Linked DNA regions of Mus musculus: region 1 is linked to region 2. Evidence: chromatin loops called from intact Hi-C (ENCODE). Cell type or tissue: heart. All regions are shown on one strand. Each heading gives the region's core, and the rest is flanking DNA. Links, peaks and the distances in the headings are about the cores only. Region 1 holds the start of Usp33 (ubiquitin specific peptidase 33). Region 2 overlaps Gm32085 (a long non-coding RNA gene).

Region 1 (5,379 bases), core at 288-5,287, 360 kb before region 2:
GTGTGTGCGTGTATACACGTGTGTGTGTGCGTGCATGTAAGTGATAGTATCTTTGGAGGTCTGGGTATCAAAGGTGGTCAGCTCGCCTAGTCTAGTGATAAAGGGGTTTATAGGCTGCTCAACGTGGGAATTAAACTTGAACTTTCTACAAGAGTAATGTGCTTACACACACACACACACACACACACACACACACACACACACACTGTGTACATATGCAATATTAATAAATAGAGTTAGTACTTTTTCTTGTTTCCTGTCACTATTGTGTAATCAGCCTTACCACAATCCGACCACCTTACCTTTCTCTCTCTTTCTTTCTTTCTTTCTTTCTTTCTTTCTTTCTTTCTTTCTTTCTTTCTTTCTCTCTCTCTCTCTCTCTCTCTCTCTCTTTCTTTCTTTCTTTCTTTCTTTCTTTTTTTTCAAGACAGGGTTTCTCTGTGTAGCCCTGGCTGTCCTGGAACTCACTCTGTAGACCAGGCTGGCCTTGAACTCAGAAATCTACCCGCCTCTGCCTCTCAAGTGCTGGGATTAAAGGTGTGCGCCACCACTGCCCGGCCCTGCCTCAGAAACTTACTCACAGTCAACCCCCTGCCTCACACACTCACTCAGCGTCATCATGCTGCCTCACACAGTCACTTAGCGTCATCCCCCTGCCTTACACATTCATTCGTGGTCATCCCCCTGCCTCTGAAACTCAATCACAGTCATTCCCCTGCCTCAGAAACTCCCTCACAGTCATCCCCCTGCCTCAGAAACTTTTTTTTTTTTTTTTTGGTTTTTTAAGACAGGGTTTCTCTGTGTAGCCCTGGCTGTCCTGGAACTCACTCTGTAGACCAGGCTGGCCTTGAACTCAGAAATCTACCCGCCTCTGCCTCCCAAGTGCTGGGATTAAAGGTGTGCGCCACCACTGCCCGGCCACCTTAGCTTTCTTGCGTGATAGATTATGCCCTCTTATTTCATGGGCCAAAAATAAAATGGAAAAAAAATTTCTCTTAAATTGCTCCTGGTGATTCATGCCTTTAATCTCACAAGTCAGGAGGGAGAGCTCAAGGCTAGCCTGGGCTACATAACAAGACCCTGACTTAAAAACAAAACACAGTAGTTACAAAGCACTGGCTGCTCTTCTAAAGGAATTGTGTTCGATTCTTTGACCCCATAGGTGACTCACAACCATCAATAACTCTAGTCTTGGGACCCAAGACCTTCTTCTGGCTTCCTAGGGCACCGGTTATTAAGATTATACACAGACATATATGTAGACAAAGCACCCATACAAATCAATCAATCAGTCAATCAATCAATCCTCCAAAAATAAACCCCACCTTTACAGTAAAAGTGCACACTGAGGACCTCTGTCTTCTGGGCAGCTCGTGGCGGCTGCCATCTTGAAATCAGAAAGCAGTAGTTAGCAGCATGAACCCTCACATCCTGTGCCCGTTAGCATTTCCCCATGGACACAATGGCGGGCACCCAGGCTTATGCAGCACCTCCTATCTCTGAGGGTATAAATGTAGTTAACAATGCTGGAGGCATGGGAGAGACTCATTGTTGGTATAGCTACCCTTAAGTGGTCTATGCTTGAATGACCCCCAATTAAAACACTTATTTGGCCTGATGTTGTTATATCTGGGTAAATAAAAATGAATTTCCTGGGGAAAACCATTCAATAAAAATTGAAAGCCGGGTGTGGTGGCACACGCCTTTAATCCCAGCACTCGGGAGGCAGAGGCAGGTGGATTTCTAAGTTCGAGGGCAGCCTGGTCTACAAAGTGAGTTCCAGATCAACCAGGGCTATACAGTGAAACCCTGTCTCGAAAAAAAAAAATGACAATATTACTGATTTGGATATCAGTGAAAGCAAACGAGCAATATCTGGAGTAGGCCGAGGGTAGAGTGGTGGTAACCATGGGGCCTCCCACACAGCTTCATTCCCTTGCGCCAAGCCCCAGACAGCAAGGAGTATCATGGTTAACATCCTCTGATTCCACTAGCAGAATAATTAGAAGCCCTCAGATTAGTCGCCTGCTTCTGATGGAGACTGGCATTTTGCACAATATTTAGATACATGCTCCCAACCAACTTTGGGGTTAATCATATAGACATGTCTTACTCTGTAATCCAGGCTAGCCTCAAACTCACAATCCTGCCACAGCCTCCCAAGTGCTGGCTTTACCGGGGTACACCACCATGCCCAGCTGACAAACTTTTTCAGCTTTGCAGTTTGAATTCACATATTATAAAATCAAACAGTGAGGGGCTAAAAAGATGACTCCTGGTTAGGACCACTGGCTGCTCTTCCAGAGGACACTGGTTCAATCCCCAGCACCCAGAAGGCAGTTTAGTTCACAGTTGTTTGTAACTCCAGATACAATGGATCCGACATCTTCACTGAGATATGCATGCAGGCAAAACACCAATGCATATAATAGAAATAATTGGAAAAATATTAAAAAGTGAATGTAACAGTCACATAAGTGGAAGGTTTTTTTTTTTTTTCCTATTGCTCTAAGTACCAAGAAGATCTCAAGGTTTCAGTAACTATTTCATTTGATCTTGATTTAACCTAGTGGAAAATGGTAGAGATTAATTTCTTCTTTGTATATATGGCAAAGAGAAATGCATTTGCTTCCAGAAAATGTAGGTCTTAAAGGAGTTATTAGAAAAGCAAGGTTTAGGACTAGCCTCACACTGCAGCCCAGACTGGCTTCGAAGTTACCGCAATCCTCCTGCCCCAGCCTTGAGCTAGCCACTTCATATTGCAAACTTCAGACCTTTCTGAGGCTTTCCGTACTGCGGAGTTTATAATGCACCGCGACGAGACCTTGGGAAGCTGTCTTGTGACTGCAGAGGGTGGGAGAATAGGAATAAAAGCAGAAATGCGGCCGAAGTGGTGTACACGTCAGCTCAGGTTGCCTGTCTAGCACAGGCCTAGCGGAGAACCGAGGCCAGGCCCGAGGCCCCGCCCCGGGGCGTGTCTCCCCAAGGTCCCGCCCCCAGACGCCCGCAGCGGCCGCGGAGACACCGGAAGGAGCGGCGGCTGCCGAGGGAAGCGTCGGGCAGCGGTCGGGTTCTGCGGGCCGCGCTGCGGAACCGTTTTGCGGCCCTGCGGATCCGAGCGCTCAGGCTCCGAGGAGGAGTGCGCTGGGCGGCGGGCTGAGGTGAGCGCGGCGGACGGGCGGGCGGGCGTGCGGCGGCGGCGGGCCGGAGGGAGGGCGGGCGCGGCCGGGCTGAGGCTCGCCCCGGCGCGCGGCCCGGGCGGCTCGGTGGTCAGGGATCCGGGTCGGGGGGCGCGACCTGTGCGCGCCGCCCCGTTATTCATTGCTACGAACGGGAAAACCGAGGTGTCACCGTCCCAGTGGCGTGTCTTCGGCCGACGCAGCGTTTGGGTCGAGTCCAGTCGTAGCGTCTGTCGGTCGCAGCTTTTGTTCGGGTCACATTTCCACGGTGTGAGTGCTTTCCCAAGCGCTCAAGCATTTTTCAAATACAAAATGCTCCTCGTCGGAAAATTCGTCATGTTGACCTGTTAGGCAATGTGATTGATTTGATTGCCTTAGGGGCTTTGCACACAACTGAAGATTAGGGTTTACATTCTGTCGGAATCAGTATTAGGCCTGCGAAATGGAGCCAGGGGCTGACATCCTGGCTGGAGCAGAGTCTAACTAAACTGAAGACGCGTTTTACCAAAGGTCTCGAGACTTAGTGCTTAATGTAGAATTCTAGAATGTTCTCTCTCTCTCTCTCTCTCTTTTTTCTTCTTTAAATTTTTTCGAGACAGTCCAATGTCTGGCCTCCCAAGTCCTGATCCTCCTGCCTCCATCTCCCAAGTTGCTGGGATTCCAAATGTATTGCCACCATGTCATGCCAGATATTTTTTTGTTTGATCTGACAATTTTTTTCTTTACGAAAAACCTGTTACCAAAGATAATGAGAGTCAGGGTAGACTGCTCAAGCCTAGAGATGCCTTTGGCAGAAGATAACATTTGGAAGGTGGAGGAAGGTAGAGAAGGACTTCCAGGCTAGCCTAGGCTACAGGAGCCCCCATTTCAAAGCAAGCAAGCAAGCAAGCAAGCAAACCAAAGAGGCAGGGGAGGGGAGGGAGAGGGAGAGAATGAGACCATTTCTCCGAGTGTCTTCTGTGGTTGAGGGTGCAGTTGTATCTTATGGAAAGGTCAGAGCAAATCCGATGATTGCAGCAGGCTATTTGATCTTATGAATGCTGGCAGTGAGTTTGTACTGTTAATATAAGTATGGAAGAATGAAAATTTTATAACTTGTTTCAGTAACTTATACTATGCCGATAGTTTTGTTATTTCATTTACTTTGGCAAGATGAGAAAAACTACACAAATATACATGGGGGCTATATTTATGATTGCATGCTATTTTTTTTTTTTTTTTTTGGTTTTTCGAGACAGGGTTTCTCTGTGTAGCCCTGGCTGTCCTGGCACTCACTTTGTAGACCAGGCTGGCCTTGAACCCAGAAATCCGCCTGCCTCTGCCTCCCGAGTGCTGGGATTAAAGGCGTGTGCCACCACGCCCGGCTTGCATGCTATTTTTTGATCTGCATTGCCAGTTTTCAGTTACTTTCCTTTTTAGTTCATGTAGTATATGAATAAGCAAATCTCTCCACATAGTTGCAGCAAGTAGGTGATTTGCTGTTTTCAGGATCCTTTCACTTACAAAATCTTACTTGATTCTGTTCCTGTCCTCTGACGAATGCCAAATAGCCTTTTCCCAAGTCAGAGTTTCAAGCTTGTGTAAGGATCAGCCTTTCCTTCTGAAACAATATTGCCAAACCAGCCTGTACTAGAAATTAGAATTCAGGTGGATTAAGGCTGAGCCAGGTCGTGGTGATATGCACCCCTTTAATCCTAGCACTTGGGAGGCAGAGGCGGTCTTAACCTCTGTACATTCCAGGCCAGCCTGGTCTACAGCGAGAGTTGACAGCCATGGCTACACACACAAACCCTGTCTCAATCAGTCAATCAAGCAACCAAGTGGAATAAAGATTATAAAATTATGAGAGACTTAAATGCAGCGTTTTAAAAGCTTGAGTTTTTTTTTTTTTTTTTTTTTTCTTTTTCTTTTTTTGAGACATGCTGGCCTTGAAATTGCTTGCGGCTCAGGATGACCTTGAATCCCTCTGGACTTGCACCATCTCCTGTGCTGGGACTGTAGTGCTTACCAACCTGCTGGTGCAAGAGTCTGTGCTGCAAGAAAATGACGTAAAATGCTCAATGATGTCTAAGAGGGGAAATGTGGATTATTTGAAAAAATAAAGAGATGAGGGGATAGTATTGCCCAGATGGGCCTGGAACCTCACTTTTTCCTATTCTAGCCTCCTCGGTGGCTGGGCCCACAGTACCACATCTGCTCC
Region 2 (5,379 bases), core at 225-5,224:
AACCAGAAAATTGTGCATAGAGTAATGTCTCTAACATTAGAAATGAACTTTGTTAGTGTGTTCTTTTCTGTTTGCACACAGGGAATGTAGGCCTTCTATTCTCATTCACCCAGGCTATTCATTAGTCATCCCTTCTGGGCAAAGAATGTTTGAGAACCAGGAACACAGGGAGAGATAGATAGACTCGCTGCCCTCATGGAACTTCTGTGTTTAGCAGAGAAGGCAGCTGTTACTCAGACAATTGCACAAGTTATTAATTAATTATGCAATGGCAGAATGAGTAAAGGATGCAATGAGGTGACATGACCACGAGCTAGGGCAGGCTAACCCAGCTCAGAGCTGGAGGACGGACACAACTGCAGGGCAAGGGCAGGAAGTAGAACCTCTACAGAGCGAATATGTCATTTTCATCAGAAAATGGCATTTTGAACTTTTAAAAGAGAAATAGCTGACATCTCGCTCTCTCCCTTTGTTCCTGAAACCCACAGCTGCACAACGCCAGACGTTTCTACTCGCCTCTTGATTCGGGAAGATCCAGTTTGATGATGAGACATTTTCTCTTGAATTGTAGTACAGCAACTGAAGGAGATGGAGAGAGTTAAGATAATAAATTCAGACAGAAAAGCTGTAAAGTAAAATGATGGTTAAATAGCCTCCTTGCCTGGGGCGTACATTAGGGAACAAATTTGTGACCTTTGATAATCCATCCACCAAAAAGCTTATGAAATAGTCTTGCCAGTGACCTTCAGGAGAGTGACCTTCAGGAGAATAAGAGCATCTACACAGGCCGAGGTTCTGTTTTTATAGGTTCAAAATTAAGGACCACAAGAAGAACAAAGGACGAGAACTGTTTTGAAATCTGCACAAATGGATCAGTAATGGAATTTTCCTCAAATTTCATGTACAAAGCAGCTGTTGCCGGAAGGATGCTACAGAGTAAGGGCTCTAAGTGCCTTCCCTTGCACTCCCCTGGTATCATTCTCAGGAGATCAGTCTTTGATCTCTTTGAAACACATTCATCACTGAGTTATCCAACACATGCTTGCATGCGGCATTTTTGTGGGCATTGAGAATTCAAGGTGAAGAAGATGTTTGATGCCCTTGGCGTCGAGGCCTTCAGTCTTACTATCATAGGCATTATAACAGAAATACCTGTAGGATGTGACAGGTGTGAGAGTGTGCAACCTCACTGGGACTGCACCTTCGGTGAGGATAGAAGAGAAACCACCTCCATATTAAATGTGCAGCAATGGTTTGTTTTTTTAAATTTACATTTGTTAATATTATTATTGTTGACGATGATGGTGGTGGTGGTGATAGAACTGGCATGAGTGTGTGTGTGTGTGTGTGTGTGTGTATGTGTGTTCTGGTGCACACCTGACATGATGTGCACGCGCAAGTTTGATGACAGCTTTCATGACTCAGTTCTCTCCTTTCACTGTGAGTTCTATGGAGTGGCATCATCAGGTTTGCTTGACAAACACTTTTACCCACCAAGTCACCTCTTTAGTCACATTTATGATTCTTACAGTTACTGGCTATCATCTCTAGGAAAACAAAAACAAAACAAAAACAGAAGATAGCTAGGCCTATTAACACCCATTAACCATGCCATGAAAAAAAAATCACCAAGTAGCCAGGGTGCGATGGCCCGGTGGTCTGAAGCAAATGTCCTGGCTTATAGCTCTGCGGTTAAAAGTCTGAATTCGATAGGGTGGCTGCCCTACTTCTGGAGGCTTTGGGAGAATCCACGTCCTTCTTCCAGGACTCTCTCCCAACCCTTGGCTCTTGGCCTTCACTCTGGCCACTGCTTCTGTCTTTGCATCTCTTCCGTAGCCCATTGCCTCATCTTTAAGGATGCCCTATGATCTGAATTCTCTCAATAATTCAGTAGAATTCCCCTTTCTCAAAATGCTAAGTTTAATCACATCTTAAAATCTTTCATGTGAAGCAACATGTTCTCGGGTTTACAGGATCCGTCCATATCTGCATGGAGCCATTGTCCTGCTTGCTATGACGTCCTTACGGTAAATTTCTACAAAGAATACTCATTCCTCTGTCTCTTCTCCCCAGGATCCTCCTATGGCTGGATAGTCACTTTGCACTGCTGTTATAAAAACACTATTACCAAGGCGACTTATAGAAAGAAGATGGCTTAAGTTTCCCGGGGAAAGTCTGTAACATCAGAAAGGCATGGCTGTAGTCATCTAGAACCACACACAAACTCAGAGAGAAACTACATGTCGGGCAAGGTCATAAGCTGTCAAAGCTCTCCCCACCAAGGGACGTGCTTCCTCCAGCAATGCTGAACCTCCCCAGACACCACCACCAACTGGAGATCAAGTGTTCAAATATCTGAGCTTTGCGGGGACATTTCTCATTTGAAACCCCCTCCCCAGAAGAGTCATTCAGGATGCCTTACAGTTTACAGGACATGCTGTAATCAAAGTAACTATTAAATGTTCCCAAGATTTCTGAGACTTGCAAAGGACATTTAATAAATAAAAAAATGTACAGTGAAATAAAAAAACAATTAAGAAAAACACATTGCATTTGTAGGGATCTCTCAGTTCAAGAAGAACTGAATCTCCCGTCAGTCAGCTTCGTGTGAAGATAACTAGAGGCTTCTGGGTTGACATGAGAGGATTTTAACAACCTTCCGATTGCTAAAGAGTTTGACATGACTTTATGTCCAGGTCATGATGGCATTTTAATAGCAGCACAAGGTTTTCAAACAGGAGACACTGAAGGGCAGTTGCTCTCCTTTGGCACTAGAGGCCAGTCTGCAGCTAATTAGCAGGTCATAGGTGGAAGTGGACTGTGGCAGAACAACAAAACATTGTTGTTATCAGTTCACTGAACAGATGGAAGAAAGGCATTTCAAGTCAAGCCAAATGGAGCTGAAGGTGACACAGTATCAAAATTAGACTGAAACTGGTGCAGATGCACTGGAACCCAGGTCTGCTTTAATTATCCTTTTCTGTTCGCATCTTATTCTATTCATACAATTTCCCTTTAGTAAATTTAACCCTGCTCAAAGAAATATGTTAGCTGTTAGATATGACATGATTTAGCCAAATACTTTGGACTTTGGTTGTCATAGCAAATAAATTTTCCTGTGGCAATTAAACTATAGGGTGCAAAGCACATTGGAGGAATCTCAGAGATTGTGATTGGCCCAGATTAAACTCATCTTTTCCACACACATTATTTTCTAACATTTATGTGGTAGTCACAAAAGTATTTTTAATAGATGTATGTGCATTTGTCTTCCAAGTTGCTTCAGGTAAACATTTACCCCAGACTTTACCCACTCTACTTCATGTGGTCTCTGTGCTTGAAAGAATGGTAGTATGATGTATTCATTGGGATAGAGTAGATATCCAAAAGGTCTTTTGAATAGCTGGTCTTCTCTTGATCCAAGCTTAGTCCCCGGAACCTACATAAAAAAGCCAAGTGTGGTGGCATGCTTGCAGTCTCAATGTGTGGGTTACAGGCTGCTGGGGCTCACCAGTCAGCCTCCCTAAATCATTGAGCTTCAAGCCAATGAGAGACCCTGTCTCACAAAACAAGGAGGCTCCTGAGGAATGACACCGAGGTTGTCCTCTGGTCTCCATACACAAATGCATACATGTGCACATGTACTTCTTGCACACACACACATACAATTGCATACATACAAATGAATGTACTCAGGTGTGCTTTTCTAGAAGTGATCTGTCTCTTCTTCCAAGATATAAGTCATCACTATGTTCTTTTGGTTGCTACTTACTTCAAAGCCCCTCTTGCTTTTTGTCATTTTTCCTAAACTCTTTTTTTTTCTTTTTTTTTTTTTTATCAGATATTTTCTTTATTTACATTTCAAATGTTATCCCGAAAGTTCCCTATACCCTCCCCTGCCCTGCTCCCCTACCCACCTACTCCCACTTCTTGGCCCTGGCATTCCCCTGTACTGGGGCATATAAAGTTTGTAATACCAAGGGGCCTCTCTTCCCAATGATGGCTGACTAGTCCATCTTCTGTTACATATGCAGCTAGAGACAGAGCTGGGGGCGGGGGGTACTGGTTAGTTCATATTGTTGTTTCACCTATAGGGTTGCAGACCCCTTCAGCTCCTTGGGTGCTCTCTCTAGCTTCTCCATTGGGGCACCTGTGTTCCATCCTATAGATGACTGTGAGCATCCACTTCTGTATTTGCCAGGCACTGGCATAGCCTCATATGAGACAGCTATATCAGGGTCCCTTCAGCAAAATCTTTCTGGCATATGCAATAGTGTCTGGGTTTGGTGGCTGATTATGGGATGGATCCCCGGGTGGGGTAGTCTCTGGATGGTCCATCCTTTTGTCTTAGCTCCAAACTTTGTCTCTGTAACTCCCTTCATGGGTATTTTGTTCCCTGTTCTAAGGAGGAATGAAGTATCCATACGTTTTTCCTAAACTCTTAACACTGCTCTAAGCCACGGTTGACTGTCGTAGCAGTTTTCCAAATGCTCTCTATTCAGCACATTCTCCTGAATGGGACTGGTATGATCACCCCACTCTGAAGCTTTTCAGGCCCGTAGGATACACATCAAAACTCATCCCTGAACCCTCAAAGCCCCAAGGACAGGGGACATCTACTTACCAAGATAGCCTCCTTCATAACAGCCTGTATTGTGTTCTCTGAACTGCAAGTCCAATGTAACCCTCACCATTCCTCTGTTAATCTAAACTTCTTTCTGCTCTGGAGTGTGCACACAGGTTGCTGTGTTTGTCCTGACAGCTTTTCTGTTTGTCCTCAGCTTCACTGTGACTTTCTCTTCTCCTTGGAGGCTGTTCGCCACTGGCCCTCGTGGAAAAAGGGAGCAGAAGTGGGGGACCAGGGTTCAGAAAGCTAAGAATACCAATGCATTGACTTCTGGGATCAACTTCAGTGAGACAGTTCAACTTTATACGGGGCTGTATAGATCTTGGGGAGTGTGTGGGGACTTACAAGGTGGGTAAATGTTATTGGTGGGGGGGTAAGCCTGGGAATGCTTCATTTACATGAATTTCAAGAAGAACCTGCTGAGCAGGTTTCTCCTCAGAGATTTTGGAGGGTTACTGTGGATCCATCTCATATACAGTCACCAAACCCAGACACTACTGTGGATGCCAAGAAGTGCTTGTTGACAGGAGCCTGATATAACTGTCTCCTGAGAGGCACTGCCAGAGCCTGACAAATACAGAGGTGGGTGTTTGCAGCCAACCATTGGACTCATCATGGGGACCCCAATGGAGGAGTTAGAGAAAGGACTGAAGGAGCTGAAGGGGTTTGCAACCTGTAGGAAGAACAACAATATCAACCAACCAGACCCCCCAAAGCTCCCAGGGACTAAACCACCAATCAAAGAGTGCACA

What was found. A loop is a pair of places that touch in the nucleus more often than their neighbours do. Peaks named below come from ENCODE experiments on the same cell type or tissue, not always from the same donor. Only the 100,000 strongest peaks of a DNase experiment are listed, where the experiment ranks them.
Region 1: a loop joins it to region 2, with 2.1 times the contacts of the local background. A loop is called at or near these places in 1 of 42 quality-filtered maps.

Annotation. Positions count from the first base shown.
Region 1 is chr3:152,343,479-152,348,857 of GRCm38, forward strand. It overlaps Usp33 (ubiquitin specific peptidase 33), which reads left to right and starts at 3,000. Exons shown (of 24, transcript NM_133247.3): 1 at 3,000-3,161. In heart, for the core only: a CTCF peak has its summit at 2,939; a DNase peak (open chromatin) is centred at 2,983; H3K4me3 peaks cover 1,705 bases; H3K27ac peaks cover 1,566 bases.
Region 2 is chr3:152,707,362-152,712,740 of GRCm38, forward strand. Gm32085 (a long non-coding RNA gene) reads left to right here. Exons shown (of 6, transcript XR_867773.2): 5 at 489-936; 6 at 2,074-2,547. Among named protein-coding and RNA genes, the nearest start is that of Pigk, 4.0 kb to the right of the region's middle. In heart, for the core only: a CTCF peak has its summit at 2,770; no DNase peak of the experiment used is centred there.